Regions from separate parts of the Homo sapiens genome. Here region 1 is linked to region 2. Evidence: chromatin loops called from intact Hi-C (ENCODE). Cell type or tissue: A673. All regions are shown on one strand.

Evidence for each region. Peaks named below come from ENCODE experiments on the same cell type or tissue, not always from the same donor. Only the 100,000 strongest peaks of a DNase experiment are listed, where the experiment ranks them.
Region 1: it touches region 2 in a loop (2.7-fold over the local background); 7 of 110 quality-filtered maps call a loop at or near these places.

What each region holds. Positions count from the first base shown.
Region 1 is chr2:228,045,980-228,053,979 of GRCh38, reverse strand. The region is part of intron 3 of SPHKAP (SPHK1 interactor, AKAP domain containing); the gene reads left to right. Among named protein-coding and RNA genes, the nearest start is that of SPHKAP, 130 kb to the left of the region's middle. In A673, a CTCF peak has its summit at 4,915 (motif pointing left); a DNase peak (open chromatin) is centred at 4,899; H3K27ac peaks cover 473 bases.
Region 2 is chr2:227,935,164-227,943,163 of GRCh38, reverse strand. No RefSeq gene overlaps it. Among named protein-coding and RNA genes, the nearest start is that of DAW1, 68 kb to the right of the region's middle. In A673, a CTCF peak has its summit at 3,437 (motif pointing left); DNase peaks (open chromatin) are centred at 3,453 and 3,733; H3K27ac peaks cover 7,098 bases.

The DNA of each region.
Region 1 (8,000 bases), 110 kb before region 2:
GAAATGTTTGAAGCAATGCACTAAACATAGGTGATTAAATACATTAATTTATCTCTGTTCCCTCCTGAAACCACACTTAAAGTAGAACAAACAATGTATAAAACCACAAAGGACAAAGAAAATGGGACAATGGATGAGAGATGTGAAATTTTCAGAAAATGGAAACCAAATGTATTGTAGCACAGATAAGAATGCTAAATACATTACAAGACTTCAGAGGGAAATGCCAAGTCATTTCACATCTAAAAATCCAGGAAATAACTAATAATTTGAAAATAGGTTTTAGACTTAGTGAAGTAGCAGGCACATAACCAGGACTCAACCAGTAGTTTTTCAATAAATCAGAGGGACTAAAGGTTTATTCCATAGTAATGCTGGCCAGCATCCAGAGAAAGGTAGGGGAAATTATAGGCCTGAAAAATGAGTTTAAGTGAAAATCTATCCACTAAGACACTCCCCCCAGCCCCTGTGTACCACCAAGATCCAAGAATGCTGTAAGCCAGATTTTAACACACATGCCCAGGCAATAAATTAAAGAATTCCTCTCTGGACAAACAGATTTGTTGCAGGAAGTACAACCTATACATTGTAGACTGAATGCTTGCATTCCTGTGAAATTAATATGCTAAAGCCCTAATCTCAGCATGACTGTATTTGGAAATAGGGCCTATTGCTTCTCAGCTTTTTGTCTAAGATCAAGTACAGAGATAGGGGCTTTGGGTGGTGATAAAGGTTAAATGAGGTTATGAGAATGGGGTCCTGATTTTATAGGGAGATTGCCCTTATGAAAAGAAGAAGAGACACCAGGGGGAAGAGAGATAAGAGCTCTCTTTCCACCAGGTGATAACACAGCAAGAAGATGGCTGTCTACGAGTCAGAAAGAGAGCCTTCAGCAGGAATCAAGTCAGCAGGCACCCTGATCTAGGACATCTAGCCTCCACAACAATGAGAAAATAAATTTCTATTGCTTAAGCCGCTCATCTAATATATTATATTTTGTATGGCAGCCTGAACAGATTAGCTCTTACTATACAGACTATAGTAAGAAGTCTTCTAAGGATATGACTGGGTCCCTTCCAATCAACCTAGAGAGAAATCCATTAGTTAACAAGCACCACTCAGGGGCCTCAAATCTGTTCATCATTCTTAAATATAAATGTATAACAAAGGACAGAGTTTTTAAACTCTCTAACATAAAAGGAATAAAACAAAACATCAAGACTCCAAAGAAAGAAAGAGAAAAAGTTTTAGGGAAAAAAGTAACCTCTCCACAAATAAAGAAATATCTAGAATGTTTATCATTCTTAAAAAGTGTGGATGGGAGACAGCTTTAGGTATTGCTTATTTGAAAAGAGTCTCATTCTAACCCTCACTTTTGATTGATAGGTTGACTCGTATAGACTTCCAGGTTGCAAAAAAAATTATTTTACTCAAAATTCAATGATATTGCTCTGATGTCTTTTGGCTTCCAGCACTGCTATTGAACAGTGTTATATTGTTCTGATTCTTTTTGTTTGTTTGTGTGGCTGTTGTTTAAACTGGAAGCCATGATAATCCTCTCTTTATCCCTGGTATTCTAGAATTTCATGATGCTAAGAATTAGCATTGGCCTATTTTGTGAGCTCTTTTAAGCAAAACTTTTCAGATCTGAAATATTTTCTTATGTTTTATTCATTCTGTCCCCTCTATTTCCAATGTTCTAACTCTACCATTGCCAGTAGAAAATAGATTGGATGTTGGATTTCTTGAATTGGGCTTTAGATTTTTTATTATTTCCTCTTTTTTTTTTCTTTTTGTTCTTTCTGGAAAATCCCCCTTGACTTTATCTTCCAATACTTCAATTAAATTTTACATTTTTGGCTCTCATAATCTTCAAATCCACACCACCTTTTATTATATTGAAACAGAAAATAGAGAAAAATACTTATTGGAGCTCGCTTTTGTTGGGCTAGAATTGGTATGGTCTAAATGTTTGTGTCACTCCAAAATTCATATGTCAAAATGATCTCCAGGGCAGTGGAGATAGAAGGTGGGGCGTTTGGGGGTTGATTAGGTCATGAAGGCTGAACTCTCATCAATAGGATTTGTGCCAGTACAAAAGAGGCCTAAGGGAGCTGCTAGGTGAGTAGGTGAGGATGAAGCAAGAAGGCATTTATGAGGACCAGGCCCTCGCCAGACAGGAAATCTGCCAGTGTCCTGATTTTGGACTTCCCAACCTTCAGAACTCTGAGAAATATATTTGTTTTATTTAAATATTTTCCAGTGTAAGGTATTGTGTTATAGCAGCCTGAACAGACTAAGACAAGAATCAACCATTGAGTTCTAATAATAGCAGTAGACAGCAGTGTACTTCACCTGGGTCTTCAGGTTGTTTTACAGTGGGGTCAGGGGAGCAGCTTACCTAGGCTAGGCAGGCGTTTCTGGATCTGGGTGTTCTGTGTGTCTTTCAACCCCACTTGAACCAGTGGTCTAGCCTCAGAGCACGTTCTTATCAGGGCAATGGCAGGCATAAGCACAAAGAGGACAAGTCCACCACACAGGCATATTTCAAATTCTTGCTTGCATTTCATTGATTAACATCCCCTTAGCCAAAGCAAGTCATGCAGCCAAACTCAAAGTTAAGGGGCAGAAAAGTAGATTTTTTCCTATGGATATAGAAAAGAATGAATATTGAATGAACAATAAGTCAATCTGCTGCATAAGGCAAAAATTAAATCAATAAAAACAAGTTTTAGGTAAAGGAAATATTACAATATACAATGTAGTCCCTACTGAACAATAATTACCTGATCACAACAAGGCAAACACTAAATATTCATTTGCCCAAAATTGTGATATAACAATTCTGAGAAGAGGTAGAGAAAGTGGAGTGGGTGGCCAGGTGCAGTGGCTCATACCTATAATCCCAGCACTTTGGGAGGCCGAGGTGGAGGATTGCTTGGGCCCAGGAGTTCAAAACCAGCCTGGACAACATAGCAAAACCCTGTCTCTACAAAATATACAAAAATTAGCCTGGTGTGTTGGTGGCACCTGTAGTCCCAGCTACTGAGGAGGCTAAGGTGGGAGGACCACCTGAGCCCAGGAAGTTGAGGCTGCAGTGAGCCAAGATTATACCACAGCACTCCAGCCTGGGCAACAGAGTCAGACCCTGTCTCAAAATAAATAAATAAATAAAGGTGGAGTGGGGGAATATAAAAGGCTGATTAATAAGTAAAATTATACACTTAGATCACTTAGATAGAAGAAATAAGACCTGGTGTTCAATAGATCAGTAGGGTGACTAGAGTTAACATTAATCAATTCTACACTTCAAAATCGCTAGAGGAAAAGAATTCAAATGTTTCTAGCATAAACAAAATATAAATATTGAAGGTGATAGATATTTCAGTTACTTTGATTTAATTATGTGAATGTATCAAATTATCACATGTACCCTAAACACAGGTACATCTAATATGTATCAGTAAAAATAAATTTTTAACAAATCCACCATTGATGAGCACCTAGGGTGATTCCATCCGCATATGGTAAAAATTAAATCGGTAAGAACAAATTGTAGGTAAAGGAAATATTGTGAATAGTGCTGCTGTGAACATTCAAGTGCATGTGTCTTTGTGGCAGAATGACTTATTTTCCTTTGGGTTTATACTCAGCAATGGGATTGCTGGGTTGAATGGTAGTTTTAAATTATTTGAGAAACCTCCAAACTGCTTTTCACAGTGGCTGAATTAATGTATTTTTCCCATCAACAGTTTCTAAGTGTTCCTTTCCTTCAAGCCCTGACATCTGCTATTTTTTGGCCTTTTAATAATAGCTATTCTGACTGATGTGAGATGGTATCTCATTGTGGTTTTGATTTGCATGTCTGTGAGAATTAGTAATGTTGATCATTTCTTCATATGTTTGTGGGCCACTTGTACGTGTTTTTTTAAGAAGTGTCTGTTCATATCCTTTGCCCACTTTTTAATGGGGTTATTTGTTTTTTCTTGTTGAGTTATTGCAGTTTCTTATAGATATTGAATATCAGACCTTTGTTGGATGTTGGAGTTTGTGAAGATTTTCTCCCATTCTGTAGGTTTTCTGTTTACCCTGGATAAAGAAAATGTGGTACATATATACCATGGAATGCTATGCAGCCATAAAAAAACAATGAAATTATATTTTTGCAGCAACATGGGTGCAACTGGAGGTCATTATCCTATGTGAATTAAGGCAGGAACATAAAACCAAATACCACTTGTTCTCACTTACAAGTAAGAGCTAAACATTGGGTACATATGGACATAAAAAATGGGAAGATCTGGGGACTGCTAGAGCAGGAAGAGAGGTGGGAGTCCAAGGGCTCACAAAGCTACCTATTAGGTCTTATGCTCACTAGCTGGGTGATAAGATTCATACCCCAAACCTTAGTGTCATGCAGTAAGCCCAGGTGCACATGCACTCCTTAAATCTGAAATAAAAGCCAAAATTATTGTAAATAATACATAAATAATTTGAAGTGCTAAAAACCTCATTCTTTATAATGCAGCAATGTCTCACATTTGTGATCAATAAACAACAGTATACTGGAAGAAAGAGAAGTTAGTTTGGGAAGGGAATCACACTTTAGAAAATGTGGGGCAGAAGGCAGATATTTTTCATTAAGAGGCAAACTGTGCATGTGTATTACTTACATAGTTATTTAAAAGATTTTAAATAGCACAGATTTTTTAAAGGTAATTATGTTTAAACATACATTGATAAGTGTTTGGAGAAGTAACAGTAACACAACAAAAGTATTCATTGAGCACTTCCTGTGTTTTAGACTTTGTAAGCTGTATGTGTTTAAACCCTTCCAAAAATCCTGAGATAGGTACTGTTGTTTTCCCCATTTTATGGGCAAGGATATGGAGCCTCCTAGTGGTTGCATAATTTACACAATCAATAGGAGCAGAGCTGGGATTGGAGCTGGGCTCTCAAGCACCGTCCCACACTCCCTTTCCCGGTCTAGGTTGGTGTCAGTGCAATCGCGTGTTGCTTATAGACAGGAATGCATCCTGAGAATTGAGTCATTAGGTGATTTTGTCATTCTGCAAACATAGAGTGCGCTTACACACATCTATAAGAAACTGCAACACCTCAACAAGAAAAAACAACCCCAATAAAAAGAGGGCAAAGGATATGAACAGACACTTCTCAAAAAACACATACAAGTGGCCCACAGACATATGAAGAAATGAACAACATTACTAATCCTCATAGCCTACTACACACCTAGGCCATATGCTGTAGCCCATTGCTTCTCGGCTACAAACCTGTACAGCAGGTTACTGTTCTGAATACTGTTGGCAATTGTAACACAATGGTAAGTATTTGTGAGTCTAGAGATACCTGAACATTAAAAAAATTACAGTAAAAGTACAGTATTATAATTTTATGGGAACAGTCATATATGCGTTCTGTCATTGATAGAAATGTCATTATGAGGTGTATGACTGTACTTCAGCAAAGAAACAGTTCTACATGATAAAGAGAAGAGAATTTAGAGGTCAAGGACTAGCCAGGAGGGAGTAGGTGAGAGATGAGGTGGAGTTGAAAGATTAAAGAGGAAAAGGGTAATGGTAAATAGGTAAATACCCCCCACCCATCTCCACCCCCCCGTTTCACCAAAAGGTATTCAGATAACCTGCTAAACTCAAAGACTTGAAATGAATGATTTATTTTTCTATGTAAACCAAAGAAGTGACTGAGTTTTACGTCAGGGTTGATCTCCTGTAAGCAAGCTAACCTTGTGGAAATCTTTTGAGGGTGCTCCAATTTCGTGGCAGCGAACTGATGAATTAAAGGTAATCAAAAGGGATTTCAAGGAGCATGGTGTCCCCTTCAGCCCCAGCGGACAATTAGGCAAAAATAAGATACAACTTTTTTCTCCTCCTCGTTGTCTTTAGAAGTAAATCTTCTGTCACTCCCCAGTATTTAAAACGGAAAGCACAGAATCTTATCAAGACAATGGACTCTTCACCTACCAACTTTCTCTCCCAGTGTACTCTCCTTTCCACGTTGAATCCTAGATTAACTCATTCAAAACCCCAGCTGGTCTTTCTGAATTTCCATATCTTAGAGCACACCCATTTTCTTTTGTCCAGACTTCAGTATCAATTTTTAGTTTGTACCTCTGTTGTAGCACTCACTGGAGTCTGTCTTCATTTACAGCTGTCTGATTTCAAGTTTCAGATCATCAAACAGTTAGACTAGTTTAGCCCACCAAACTGCAAGGAACCATGACCATCTCGTTCATCTCATCACTGCATACCACACCTAGCTCTGCGAGCACAGAGGGGCTGTCCTTAAGTGTTCTTTAAAGGGATAAGTGAGTGAGTAAAGTGAATGAATGAATGAATGAATGGACACAAATTAATGAATGAAGTAGCTGTGGGGCTTGGCATGTTTTGCTTAACTTATCTGTAATTCAGTTTCTTTACAGATAACATGAGAGAGTTGAACCAGGTTGTTTTTTGTTTTTTTTTTTTTTTTGAGATGGAGTTTTGCTCTTGTTGCCCAGGCTGGAGTGCAATGGTGCAATCTCGGCTCACTACAACCTCCGCCTCCCGGGTTCAAGTGATTCTTGTGCCTCAGCCTCCCAAGTAGCTGGGATTACAGGCACCTGCCACCACACCCAGCTAATTTTTGTATTTTTAGCAGAGATGGGGTTTCGCAGTGTTGGCCAGGCTGATCTCGAACTCCTGACCTCAAGTGATCTGCTCACTTCGGCCTCCCAAAGTGCTGAAATTACAGGCATTAGCCACTGCACCTGGCCTGAACCAGGTAATTTTTAAAGTAACTTCTTGTTGTCAAATTCTGTGATTTTATGTTGAAATAAAAATACAAGAAACACATTTTCCTACATATACTCACTTATATTTTGGAGAGTTATTCCACTTTTGTTTGTTATCTCATTCAGGTACTGATACTGAAATTTAAAAATGTATTTGGCAAGAGCTATTTGAAGCCCAAGAATATTTTTTATGCTTTTATTCTGCTTTCAAGTGGGAAAATGTTAACTAGAAGTTAACATGTGGAATCATAATGAGGTTGGGGAATGCCAAAAGGATAAACTTCAATGCTCAGCTGCCCTTGCCCAGATAGTGTTGTCTCTTCTTGCCCAAGGAGGGGGGTCTTTTTGAGGCTTTTCTGAAGGCCCTGAATAGAGGGTTCACATATCCTTCAATTACCTCCTGGAATTCTCAGTCTCAGACAGGAAAATAGAATGATATTACAAAGAATTTTTCTTTATTCTTTTTGTTGTTGTTGTTTTCTGAATATACTAAAGCCAGATTAATGAGTGCTTCAGGGAATAAAGTCAGAAACATTGAAATATGAAAGAAACAAACAAAAAACTCAGTTCCCTATCCTGTAGCTGTCAATGATTTTTGGTAGCATTAAAGAATATGAAGTGTTGGCAAGCTTTTTGAATCACCTATTTATTTTTAATACTTGGTTCCACAACTGGAATTTAAGTGCAAAATTTATTCACCACAACTTAGCACCCTGAGCTCGCTTAAGCTACTGCTTGCATCGTAAAGGCCATTTTCCTAAAAGTCATTGCCTAAAACAAGTGAAGTTCAAGGGAGTAAATTAGATGAAGAACACAGAAATCAGGATATACATCGTTTTTACCAACAGAGACCAAAAAAAAAAAAAAAAAAAAAGAATAACAACAGTATTCAGCATGCAGAAAATGTTTTGAAACACGGATTTTTATTGTTTTAGTTTACTTTGAAATATTTAATGAACAAACAAAAATTGCATATATTCAGGGTATACACCTTGATTTGACCTATGTATACATTGTGTACTGATTACTGTAATCTAATTATCACAGCCATCACCACCCATAATTACCGTATGTGTGTGTGTGTGTAGGGGGTGGGATGAAGGCAGTTAAAATCTGCTCTTTATCAAAATTCAAGTAAACAATATAGTACAATTAAGTATAGTCACCATGCTGTACATTAGATCTC
Region 2 (8,000 bases):
ATGTGACTGTAGACACTACCTGCCCTCCGTCACTTAGTAGCTGAGGGAAAAGACAGATCACATTCACATAATTTTTATTACAGTATATTGTGATAGCTTTTCTAACTGTTCTATTTTATTATTAATTATCATTGTTAGTCTCTTACTGTGCCTAATTTATAAATTAAACTTCATCATAGTATGCATGTACAGGAAAAACATAGTATATACAGGGCTCAATATTATATATATAGGTTTCAGGCATCCACTGGCGACTGGAACATATCCTGTAAGGATAAGAGAGGGTAACTTAATGTGGATTCCTGAATATCTAGTAAGCTCTCACACTATGAGAGTTATTAGGTTAAGTGCAGAAATATAAAACCAAACAGGCTAGATATTACTAATGTTAATCAGTATCTATTTTTCTTCAACTTCCATGTACTCAAAGGATTACATTCCTCCCCACCTTTTTTATAGAGACAAGGTCTCACTCTGTTGCCCAGATTGAAGTGCAGTGGCACAATCATAGCTCACTGCAGGCTCAAACTCCTGGGCCCATGTAATCCTCACCTCTCAGTCTCCTGAATAGCTGAGACTACAGGCACATGCCACCTGCCTCGCTAATTTTTTTTCTTTTTTTTCTTTCTTTCTTTCTTTTTTTTTTTTTTTTTTTTTTTGTAGAGACAAGGTCTCACTATGTTGCCCAGACTGGTCTTGAACTCCTGGACTCAAGTGATCCTCCCACCTTGATATCCCAAAGTTTTGGGATTACAGGCTTGAGCCACTGTGCACAGCCCTTTCCCCCTTTTTTTGAAGTTATGTATGGCTAGGTGACCAAAAAAACTGAACAGAAGTGTCATGTGTCAGTTGTCAGTTCTGAACTCTACAACCTCTCTGCCCTTGTCTCAGTGATCCTGAGACCATGTGTTGATGTGGAGCAGCACATGAGTCATCCACAGAGAACTGGTGGCCTGAAGAGTCACCTAGAGCACAGCAGGCTTACTTTACAGAAGTGAGAAATAAACTTCTGTTTTGTGAATCATCTAAGAATTGAGAGGGGAGCAATTTGTGTATTTCGTGTTTGTTTGTTTCTATAGCACAACCTTGCCTATCCTAATGAATGTCTAAGTAACACGTGGTACCTGCCCTCCATGTGCTTACAGTCTAGGAAGGTGATTTCAAGTGTCTCAGTGGCTTTAATAACATGTATTTATTTTTACCGAAATAATTAGTTATTTCCAATTTATGAAGGCATTTATTTCCAAAGATGATAGAATGATCATTTCAATATCAAAACATGTATAAAACAGGAAAACCAAAAAATTCAAATATATTTAGAGCATTTATTCTCAACCTTGGCTATATCAGAATCACCTGGGAACATTTTCAAACTACCAAGGTCAGGGCCCTAACTGTCAGAGATTCTGATTTAATTGGTCCACAGTGGAGCCCAGGCACTGGTATTTTTAAAGTTCCCTAGTTTCAGATTCAATGACTTTAATAATTGCATTAAGCTCCTGGGATAAGTCTTTTAAGTAGTCTTAATATTAAACATTAAATTAAAAATTAAACTTAACATTAGTTAGCTTCCAGTTATCCAAAGGAAAATAGAAACACATTTCTCAACTGACAGGTGACTGAAAAAAAAATGGCAGATAGGAGGCAGTACTAAAGTGCAGCTCCCACTCTGGATAGACAGAGCAGAATGTGGAGACTAGCATTGTGGACTATTGCTCCAAAAACTACTGCAGGAGTATACCAGAAAAGCCAAGAGAATCCACAGACCCTTTGAAGGAAGTGGATTCCTCCTGCAGGATCCAGGAGACATCTCAAATACCGTGCTGGTATCCACAGCTGAGAGAACTGAACACAGTTCACCTCACAGGACTCTGTGCAGACACCCCCAGTACCAGCCCAGAGCCTGGCAGCCCTGCTTGCTGGCTAGATTCAGAAGAGAAATAACAATCACTACAGTTTGGCTCTCAGAAAGCCACATCCCTAGGGAAAGAGGGGGAATATTACATCAAGGGAGTACCCCGTGGCACAAGAGTCTGAACAGCAGCCTTGAGCTCCAGATCTCCCCTCTGACATAGCCTACCCGCATGAGAAGGAACCAGGAAAACAATTCTGGTAATATGACAAGAGAAGGTTCTTTAACACCCCAAAAAGTCGCATTAGCTCACCAGCAATGGATCCAAACCAAGAAGAAAAATCTGAATTGCCAGAAAAAGAATTCAGAAGGTCAATTATTAAGCTATTCAAGCAGGCACCAGAGAAAGGTGAAGTCCAACTTAAGGAAATCAAATAAATGATACAAGATATGAGGGGAGAAATCTTCAGTGAAACAGGTAGCATAAATAACAATCACAACTTCAGGAAATAAAGGACACACTTAGAGAAATGCAAAACATACTTGAGAGTCTCAGGAATAGAATTGAACAAGCAGAAGAAAGAACTTCAGAGCTCAAAGACAAGGTTTTTGGAATAACCCAATCCAACAAAGACAAGAAAAAAGAATTTTGAAAATGAGCAAACCCCCAAGAAGTTTGGGATTATGTTAAATGACCAAATATGAGAATAATTGGCATTCCTGAGAAAGATCAGCATTCCTGAGGAAATTTAAAAGTTTGGAAAACATATTTGGGGGAATAATCGAAAAAACTTTCCCCGGCCTTGCTCAAAGAACACCTGGGAAATTCATCACAAAAAGATCATCGCCTAGGCACATTGTCATCAGGTTATCTAAAGTCAAGACAAAGGAAAGAATCTTAAGAGCTACGAGGCAAAGCATCAAGTAACCTATAAAGGAAAACCTATCTGATTAACAGCAGATTTCTCCCACCTTGGCCTCCCAAAATGTTGTGATTATAGGCATGAGCCACTGTACTGGGTCTTATGAAGGTATTTTGTAGAGGTGATTAAAATCCATAATCAGCTGACTTTAGGTAAGGGCAATTATCGTACACAGTCTGAATGGCCCTGATTCACTCAGCTGAAAGATCTAAAGAGAAGAATAAAAGCCTCTCAGGAGAATGAGATATTCTGCCTGTGGCAAAAGTTTCAGCTGACACTTATCCTGATGGCCTTCCCTAAGAATTTCAGACTTGCCTAGTCAGCCTCAGAATCCTGGAAGACAATTCCTTACAGTAAATGTCTTTATGTTTTCTACTTACTCCGTTCATTGTTTGAACCTCGATTGATATACTCCCCAACCCTCACTAAATTGTAAACCGTGAGGGAGAGATGTCTGTCTTCCCTTTTATGAATCCCAGTACCTAGCAACACGCCTGGCCCATAACAGGCACCCAGTGAACATCAACACAAACAAGGCTACTCTGTGATCATGATGTGGGCCAAGACAAAAGACAAAACAAAACAAAAAAATCACCATACGGCCATCTGAACAGACACAACATGAGCGTTGTCCAAGCCACGAAAGTGACTAAACAGCCCCCTCTCCTGGCTGGTATGAGTGACAGCTGCTCCTTTACCAATTACAACTTTAACCTTGCTCTAGTTTGCTTTCTCAATGGATAATTTATGAAGACACCCAATCATATAAAATTATTCTCACTTCCTGAGAGTATTCCATCTAAAGCAAAGAGCAAAGCCGGAAGGAAGGAAGGAAGGAAGGAAGGAAGGAAGGAAGGAAGGAAGGAAGGAACGAAGGAAGGAAAGAAGGAAGGAAGGAAGGGGAAGGGAAGGAGGAACAATCTGGTTGAAGAGGTAAAACATGCAACATAAAGGATGGGCCTTGAGACACAATAAATGCTATTGGAATTCAGCGTAAGGAGTGAGCACATCTGGCCATGGAGATCAGAGAAGATTTATAATATGACCTGGGGTTAAAGGATAGAGCGTGGGGGAACAAAAGTGTAGAGATTAGAAAGGGCATATCTGGACACATCATACAAGATAAACTAAACAAAGAATTCATGTGATAGAGTGAGGGAAAACAAGTGTGGACGAATAGATCATGACCAGATTTTGCACAATTAAATGCAGAACTTCATTCTTGCAGCCAGTGGTTTCTTGCTATCTATCTATCTAACTCTCTATCTCTCTATCTCAAGATTCAAAAAATTTTTCTTCAAATGCTTTTTACTTGGAGGCTAAAATCAAAGACAAAAAAAGTGTTTTTAATGGCACTCCTCTGGCTAAAGTGCAGTGTGGAAGACAGGATTCCGTGTACTCAGCTCCTCACTCACTGAGCTTTGAAAAATAGCTGAGACTCCATAAAGCTGAGTTTGAAAATCAATGTTAAAGTCATGAGCCATGTTAGTATTCATTCATTCATGTATTTACTCCATCAATCAATCAATTAATTCACTATTTAGAGCACTCTAACATGCCACATTTTGGAGAAGCTCCGAGTAAGAAGAGAAGCTTCGTCTCCTGGTGGTAGGACCTGATTGAAAAGGGACAATAACACTCCTGAGGTTGCAGGTCTTTGTGGACATTACTGAGGTCCAGCAGCAGCCTCCAGGTCCTATGGGGCTTATTCCAAAGACAATGAGTCCCTGACAGAGGAGGCAGACTGTTGTGAACACTGTAGATGTGTACTAGCCACATTTTTCCCGACCTCATCTCTCCTCCGTGAACTTGGGCCACAGCCCTGGGAAGATAAGTTAAAAACATAGTGCTCCATCACAAACATCTCTATGAAACATTGGGGCAGCAGCAAAGCTGCTGTACAGCCCACACAGCAAACTGCTAAAGCAGTGCCAAAAGGCACTTGAGGTGGAAAAGATTTTTAAAATGGAATATGAGAAAATGTTATCTATCCAAACAGGAAAAGGTGATGATCCCAGTGGACAGAGATAGAAGCACTTGTCACTTCACCTGCATCCTGTCTTGGAAAAAGCAGGATGTTTGACAAATCCACAGAGTCCCAAGGAGAATTCAAAGTCTACTTTCGTGGACCTTCTTGCAAGATTTTCCATTTTTCCCCAACCTCCTTATTTCCAAATGGCCTAGGCTCTTTCCAGCCAACGATCTTCCCATCACCCAGCAGGGCTTCAGCTCAGAACATTCTCTAAAAGATATCTAGCCTCCTCTTTTCTTGGTGGTTAGTCTTTTCATATTCTGTCTTTATTCATGGAATAGCCCATTCCTCACAGGGAACCAACAGATCTGTGCTCCCTGGCACTTTCAACTCTGAACTCCTGTCCTTTGTCCTGATCTCTTTGTAAACCCCCAGCCCAGGGCCAGTGTTAGGATGTGCCTTCTCCACACCAGTGCTGCACAGCCTAGCCCTATGGGAGAGAATCACACAATCAGAATGCCGATCGCTCCAGTAACTCCATCAACTCCAACTTTGGCTGCACCGCTGATGCTGCCCATCAGCCCTATATGATTCTCTTCAGTGACTATTCTCTCCGCAAAAAACACCTCATTCTCAGCAGACATCACCAGAAAGCAAAGTCATCAGGCATTAATTACTCGGGTCTTGGTGTTTCTACTGGCCTGATACTCAGAGCCAGGCCTTGGTGTTTTCCAGTTGAACACAACTTCACAGAACATCAACATAAACAAGGCTACTCTGTGATCATGATGGAGATCAAGACCAAAAACAAGAGCACGCTAGAATCATGTCTGAACAGACAGAACGTGAGCATTGTCCAATCCATAAAAATGACGAAACAACCCCATCTCTTGGCTGATATGAGTGACAGCTGCTCCTTTGCCAGTCATGTTAGGCTTGCTCTAGTCTGCTGTCCCTATGGATAATTTATGAAGTACCCCATGATGCAGAATTATCCTCACTTCCTGATAGCGTCCAATATAGAGCAAAGTCCCTAAACCTAACCTAACACAAGCTCATATCCTATAATAAATTCTCTCTAAAATTCTCTGAGACACTCCATGCTTTCCCAGGGAGTGCGTTTTCTTTCCAAGGCGGCATCAACCAAATTTGTTCAACTATAATCATGGTCCTGGTGGTCTTCAGCTGGGGGATATTGACAAGAATTATTTAAAAAAAAAAATTGCTTTTGTTGGGTTCTGTACTACACATGTAATTTACATGTGTTATCCATTTAATCCTTTGATGATAGTGAGGATTTGTACCCATTGTAGACATGGAAACACTAACACTGAATCAAATAAAAAGCCATCCAGGCCGGGCGCGGTGGCTCACGCCTGTAATCCCAGCACTTTGGGAGGCCGAGGCGGGCGGATCACGAGGTCAGGAGATTGAGACCATCTTGGCTAACACGGTGAAACCCCGTCTCCACTAAAAATACAAAAAATTAGCCGGGCGCGGTGGCGGGCGCCTGTAGTCCCAGCTACTCGGGAGGCTGAGGCAGGAGAATGGCGTGAACCCGGGAGGTGGAGCTTGCAGTGAGCCGAGATAGTGCCACTGCAGTCCCGCCTGGGCAAAAGAGCGAGCCTCCGTCTCAAAAAAAAAAAAAAAAAAAAAAAAAAAAAGCCATCCAAGTCACAGATCCAGCATAAAGGGTAGAGGGATACAGGAGTCTGGCACCTGAATGAAATAATGTATACAGTGGTCCATTTCCAAGACAAAGTGCCTTGAACCGGCTTAGGTCAGCAAACTACAGAAGAAACAGAGTATACTAGGCCCCTGCTTGGATAGCCGATGCCTGCTTGTCAGCCTCCCCCTTCCCCCGCGGCAACTTAGTTGCCTTTACCCAAACCGAAGAAGTTTAGTCTAAGATGAAAGTTTACTAGCCTGCAAAATAGCTCGTTTTGTCTGTTATCAGCCTGCCCAGCTACTTAAGTCATAAGTCAAATACTTGAAGAGCCCTTGAGCTAACTAGGATTGCAATGCATTGTGGGCTGCAACAAAATGCAGCAAGACAACCCTAAAAAAAAAAAACACCTGGAGCCCCTGTGCAACAATAGGTGACATCTGGGAAGACTGTGACCCCCATAGTACTCAGCCTACGAGGGAGGAACCAGGGGAGGGACCTGTGCTCTAGGGGTTAAATTGCTTGTGGAAACTGTGCTGGGTGTGCCTGCCTATCAGACACCCGATCTTGCAAGGTCCTCATTAAAAGTCTCACGCTGTTCTCCAGGTCTCCGAGTTCATCCTTTGGGTTTGGACGGGTGAGTTTGTCTCACACTCCGGAGCTCATGCTCTTAATGATTTTAGAAATAAAAACAAAGAAAATTTAGCAAGACCATTGTCTTCCTCACATCCTCTCCTCCAGTCTCAGAACAGGAGCTGTTTCTCATTATAATGTCAACCTCCCTCTCTGTCTGCTCTTTCATCCCTCCTCTTCCTCCTTAAGCAACTGGCTTCAGCAAATACCAATTTTCTTCTGATTCTTCATTTCTCTTTCCCCTAGGACCATCTTCTCAGTCAGATGTCAGCCTCTTTCATTCTAAAAACAAACCACAATTACCTCCAATGATCCATGGTTCCTTCACCTTTTCCATCTCCAGCCCAAGTTCTGAAAACCCTAGTCTACATTTGCAAGAGGAGGATAATTAATAGGCATGCATCAATGGAATTTTGGAAGCCTATCTTTTCCAGTGTGGAGGGCAAGAGTCGGTGGGAGAAACTCAAAAAAGAGTACAAGAAAATAATGATATCTGCAGTAAATTCTAAAGTATGAGGGGGTAAAATTGTCCAGTTGTAGGGATAGAAAAGGAATTTTAGAGTAGTTAGGTAAAAGTAAAATCACAGAGAAAGGAAAGCATGGCACATTTTTAGACCTAGTGAGTAGTCTATCTGCTGTATTAGTTTACTAGGGCCGCCATAACAAAATACCAGACTGTGTGGCTTAAACAACTTGTTTACTCACAGTTTTGGAGGCTAGAAGTCCAAGATCAAGGTGCTCCCATTCCTTCTGAGGTCTTGCTCCCTGGCTGGCAGATGGCACCTTCCCACTGTGTCCTCACATGCTCTTTCCTCTATGCATTTGCCTGCCTCGTGTTTCCTTCTTATAAGAACACCAGTCATTAGATAAAGAAAAGATGGCACATATACACCATGGAATACTATGCAGCCATAAAAAAGAATGAGTTCAGGTCCTTTGCAGGGACATGGATGA